Linked DNA regions of Homo sapiens: region 2 is linked to region 1. The links are chromatin contacts, found by Hi-C or POLR2A ChIA-PET in ENCODE. All regions are on one chromosome and are shown on one strand. Each heading gives the region's core, a stretch centred on a gene start or an enhancer-like site at or near the end of the contact. The rest is flanking DNA. Distances are from core to core; before and after follow the strand shown.

Region 1 (2,873 bases), core at 204-2,703:
CAAATACTATTTTTGAGGGGATAACCTAAGGAACAGTGAGAAATTTCTAATGATTCTTATTTTTGTTTGCTCTGTCCTCCTTTCCTTGTTCTGGATACATGTCCCGAGCCCTTGGCATCAAAGTCAGGGATGGGTTTGCAACCTAGGCTGGGCCAGTTATGTCTCATCTCAGTGTCCAAAGTGGCAGATTCAAGAGAAGGGACATATCTTCAAGCCAGGCAAATCATAGTACTGTCCTGGGTCATCTGGAATTTGAGAAGAGTTTCAAATTTTCAAATCTTTGATCTCAGAGCTGTAATTGAGGCTAAATATTTCATTAGCCACATTTCTAGCTATGGTTCCAGATGGCCCCAGGAGGTCGAGCCAAAGCAGCAGCAGTGATGAGAAGGGAAGGAAAAAGTTCTGATGAGGACCTAGATCGCTGATTTGAGATATTCCTAAAGACAGCTCTACTCCTGCCCTTCCTGGTTTAGATAGAAAAGCCAAAACCATTGTTCTTTTCCTTCAACTAGCTTAAGCTATGTCACTTGCAACCAAGCCCCCTGACTAATAGGACCAGATAATCTTCAGTGCAGGCAGCAGGCAGCATCAACTTCATGAATGTGATACCTTTACTTCTTAAAGGCAGTAATGGCAACAAAATCTAAGAGTGTATTACAGTTTTCTTGTAGAAAGTTTCCCTCCCTTTTACTTCTAGTGGTTTCAGAAACAAAAACAGTTTGCAAAAAAGAAAAAGCATTAGCTCACCATTCTTAGCCCAAGCAGTAATTTAATCTGCCATGTGCTCTTCAAAGCAGATTAACTCTAATCACACAGACTTCCTCTCCATTTAATTATTCTATCTTTCTGTTTGTACTTCACTTCTCATAAAACTTTTATATCTGAAAATTTTAAAATTTATGTAAGATCGACTGTAAGCATTTAGCTCATGTATCAAATTCATTACATCCTGTTAGATATAAGACTAGAAACCTTCTTCAGTGTTGAGTAAGGCAGAACTGTAAAGTGAGGCAAAAGGTAATATAAATAAGAACCAAACTTTTTTAAACTTGGCTGATCCTCTCCTGCTGTGTGCAGCTAATGTTTTGCCTCTGAGAATAGGACTTACTAGCAACCCTGAAGTAAAGACAGGATATTTTTCAACAAGAACTTCTGCTTTGCCAAACATCCCAGTTTGTCTCCAAGGTCTTGAAAAGAAAGAATGAAGAACGGAAACCATAAAGTATGCAGTACAGCTATCATCTAATTACTGAATGAATGGTACAGTTGTTTTGTCTGATTGCGCTGAGCTAGTTATCCACTGCTAGCTTCATTGACAAAAAGGGAACCTACACAAATTATAGGGAAATTCAAGCACTTAAGGAATGTTTTGGTTCAGAGGTTTGCAATGACTATTGGCTTTGGTTTTTGGCAAAAGCTGTCTTTGCCGTATGAACTCAGCTGTGCTGGGTCAGCCTAAAGTGTTCCCAAAAGCCTAGAAGAGGACAGACTTCCGTGTCATCTGTATCCCATCAATAAATTAAAGTGATGTTCTCCAGCTCATGTTTGTTTCTTGGCAGGCTAATCTACAATCAGAAGAAGAAAAGCCTTTCATTTGTGGACTCCAGCTAGAGGAAGGAAGCTTTTGTATGTGGATTCACTGGAGACCAAAATATTAAAAAGTGGAAGAGGAAAACCATATGTTGCAGTTCTCATAAGCAGGCAGCTCAAAGTTCTGGTTAAAGAAATGCTTGAGTTCATTTTACAGAAAAGTAAATATTTTATCATGAGAACAGGGTATACTAATAATATTGATACCTCTGTTACAAACATTGACATTTTAAGTTGTATTCTGTTTTCTCTAATTTTTTAAATCAGGAAAACCTAAGAATTAGATATTTCAAAGAAACACAAAATGACCAAACATTTTAGCATAATTCTTCAAAATGTAACTTAAGAAGGAAAGAAGAGATCCAACAGAATAAAGATAGAAGATAATTTTTATAAGCTTATGATTCCTTCTCTTCTATGAGTCACAGCAAAGTTAGCTGATATTTTATAGTTGCAGCAATTGAATGCAGGTTATAATAGAAGTGGGGAAAATCACTAATAATTATCTGCATCCTATTTCATAGTCAATTCAATAACGTAATGTTAAGATAGTCTCCTTATCTCTTTTGGTTGACAAAGGGTTATCCTTGCCTTCGTATTACTTGTGAATAAGCCTAGTGATGAGAACAAGATTAGTGTGGTCCTCTTCCAACTTCCTATAGGAGAGAATGCAAGAAGATCTTCCCATTCTTTTTAACCTGACCACATTTGTGTTTGATTTCCTTTCTATGTCTTTGAAGCAGCCAAACAAATAAAGCCTGCTTTAATACATGTATCCTTTAAAGAATATGGCTTCCAGCTCAAAGTTTCAGTATGTGAAACCAAAAGTATCTAAGACAGGTCTCAATCAATTTAGAAAGTTTATTTTGCCAAGGTTAAGGTGACAACCATGACACAATCTCAGGAGATCCTGATGACATGTGCCCAAGGTGGATGGGTCACAACTTGGTTTTATACATTTTAGGGAGACATGAGACATCAGTCAAATACATTTAAGATGTACATTGGTTCGGTCCAGAAAGTCAGAACAATTCAAAGCAGGTGCTTCCAGGTTATAGGTAGATTTAAAAATTTTCTGATTGGCAATTTGGTTGAAAGAGTTGCCATCAATATAAAGAAATGTCTGGGATATGACAAGAGGTTGTGGAGACCAAAGTTTTATCAGGCAAATGAAGCCTCCAGGTAGCAGGCTTCAGAGAGAATAGATTATACATGTTTCTTTTCAGACTTAAGGTCTGTCTTGATATTAAATGATGGTCAGCTTTCCTTAAATTCCAAAGGAG
Region 2 (2,709 bases), core at 146-2,645, 33 kb before region 1:
ACATATTTCCAGAACAGACATCACAGCGTTGCGCCTCATGGGCAGAGTCCACCATCAATACTGCCCCAGTGATTACATCTCATACTCCAGACATTCTGAGTTCTCTCTTGGCTTCTCTTTGCCATATTCCCTTAAGCTACACAGCCACCTTCTCCGGTAGACCACAGTCTTGCTATTGGTGAAAGATTTCCAAAACCCTTTGGCTTTTCTCTGCCCAAAGAGACAATAAATCTGGTGCTAATGTTTCACAAAGGATCCTCTCTTTCATTATGCTACAAATGTATGCTTGAGTCGTAGTTGAGAGAAAACAGCATAATATAATGCTTAGGATGTGAACCATTTACCTCTGTCACTTAATAGCTGTGTGACCTTAGCTTTTGTAGGATTTAACCTTTACATTTCTCATATGTAAAATGGAGAAAGCAACAATACCTCCAATGTGTGGCTATGTTGAGAATTAAATTAAAAATGTAGAGTTCATACAATGTCTGACACATAGAAAATGCTATGTAAGTACATGCTGTTATTGTTTCCTGAATTCTCCTCTTTTGCTCTTTCCTCTACCTTGTATCCTCCTTTACTACTTTTACAGACACACAGGCACACACCTCTCTACCTCCATACACAAAACCACATACACATTCCCCCTTCAATTAAGTTAAATCCTTAGCTTGTCACTTTAATGGGAATTTACTGCTTAACAGCTTTACACCGCTTTGGGAATTTGTGCTTGTTATAAACAGATTAAAAATTAACATATTTAAGAACTTTGTCTTATCACAAATTTCAAACCAGGTTTAGAGGCAAATCTACAGGAGTTATTTTAAAGTTGGTCTGATCAATGTACTGTTAAAGCTACTTCTACTTTTTTTAGTAAAATGAAAGGAAGGATGGAAAGAAGGAAGGAAGGGAGGAAGGAAAGATGGATGGACGGACGGACAGAAGGAAGGAAGGAAAGAAGGAAGGAAGGAAGGAGAGAAAGAAAGCAGGCAGGCAGGCTCTAAGGAAAATCATAAAACTGCATCAAAATTCACTAGAAAACAATCCCATTTCATATTCTGCTAAACGCCATAGGAAATGACATTTGCTATAGTAAGAAAAACAGATGGTGGAGAGAGAGTGGAAAATACAACTCCTTGAACACTGAGAATGAAAATGCCACTGTGAACATTTTGGGTCTCTCTGACGTGTTCCTTTATCAAGTTGTAGCCTCCAAGACAACCACTTTCTTTATTATATGCATGCCTTCCAGCCTGAAATAGTTTTGTGGGGCTTCCAAAGTAAGAAGCGAGTGGTGTTTTGGATGTGTGTTTGTGTGAGGTTGCATGTGAGTTCATGAGTGGGGCCAGGACAGAGAACACTGAGGGTCATTCAAACCCATGAGACAGACAACTCTGACCCAGGATCCTTCGCCAGCAGCACAGTGATTCATCCTCTCAGGCACAAGTACATCAAGTCCTCTGTTTTCTCTTAGTTCACATTTGTCCTCTTCAAACCAATGAGTCATAAGTTGGAAATATGTATGAAATAAGCTAGCATAATATGTCACTGAATTATTTCTGGTGATTCAATATACACATCCTAGGACACCAGGCATCTGAAAGGCAAATTTTTAAATTCAAGAGATTTATACAAAGCAGATACAGTTGATTGTGTAAGAAAGAAGAAAATCAGGTGCAAGAAGAAACAGATCCTGGTAAAACGATTAACTTTCAGTAAGGGGGGTAAAATATTTCTTCCTGCTCTCAAAAGGATAATTTTCTTCAGAGGAAATTGCATAAATTCTTGGTCACTTGAATTAGCAGAGAACTATTCTTGCCAAAGTTTAGTGCTGGGAAACAAATGATATTTTGGCCTCTTGCAAAACGATTCTACCTCTCCACAGCAAAATGAGCTTCATTCCTTAATGCAAACAGAATTCATACCTTCCCATTCGTACCTTCAAACCTCAATTACCTGAGAAATCAGAGGATGATTTCCTCTTATGAAGAAGTTTTATCATGAGAAAATGGAAACCTGAAAACATAATGCCTGGCCTGATAATGACCAAGGCAGAACCTCTTCCCATACTCATTTGTTCAGCAATTACTTGCTGGGTGCCTCCCTTGTGTCAGGTCACAGGTATCCCAGGCACTGAGGAGGCAGCAGTGCACAGGCTGACACTGCCCATTTCCTTTTGGAGCAATGGAGCAAGACAGGCACTTAGCAAATATTAGGTTGTTGCAAAAGTGATTGCGGTTTTTGCCATTACTTTCAATGGCAAAAGCAGTGACTGCTTTCGCGCCAACCTAATAGCAATAGAAGTCATGCCCATGACAATAAGTGGTATAAAGAGCAGCAGACATGGCCACCTTGCTTGTTTGGGCTTAGAAGAGGCATGTATGATGAAGACCTGAAGATCTGAAATTCAGCTGAGACTCCAGAAATTGGAGAATGAGAAGGCATTGGCAAGAATATTTCAAAGTAAAGGAAAGGTTACGGCAAGGCCCTGAGGCTGGAAAGAGAATGGAGTTTCTGAGAAACTGACATAGGAATGTAACTGGAGCACAAAGAAAGAGAGACATGGGAGATGAGGCTGGGGAAGGCAGCGGTCAAACTGGGAAGATATTCTAAGCCATGCTGAGAGCGCTCGACTTTCTCAAAAGGGTAATTACAAATCACTGGAAGCTGAGAGAGAGAGACAGTTACATGTGCATTTTTAAAGATAAC

Evidence for each region. A loop is a pair of places that touch in the nucleus more often than their neighbours do. ChIA-PET counts read pairs that join two places held with the same protein, here RNA polymerase II (POLR2A). Pooled maps may share reads with other maps.
Region 2: a loop to region 1 is called in a pooled map, with 3 times the contacts of the local background. The contact joins two enhancer-like sites. A Hi-C loop is called at or near these places in 2 of 168 maps with a recorded cell type or tissue (CD14-positive monocyte and heart left ventricle) and 5 of 50 pooled maps. POLR2A ChIA-PET finds 5 or more read pairs at or near these places in 5 of 52 experiments (CD4-positive, alpha-beta T cell, GM12878, MCF 10A and 2 more).

What each region holds. Positions count from the first base shown.
Region 1 is chr13:80,435,323-80,438,195 of GRCh38, reverse strand. No RefSeq gene overlaps it. Among named protein-coding and RNA genes, the nearest start is that of SPRY2, 96 kb to the right of the region's middle. Within about 2 kb of position 1,453, at least 4 of the 41 ENCODE cell types and tissues checked have a DNase peak (open chromatin) inside an H3K27ac peak, as active enhancers do.
Region 2 is chr13:80,468,762-80,471,470 of GRCh38, reverse strand. No RefSeq gene overlaps it. Among named protein-coding and RNA genes, the nearest start is that of SPRY2, 130 kb to the right of the region's middle. Within about 2 kb of position 1,395, at least 13 of the 41 ENCODE cell types and tissues checked have a DNase peak (open chromatin) inside an H3K27ac peak, as active enhancers do.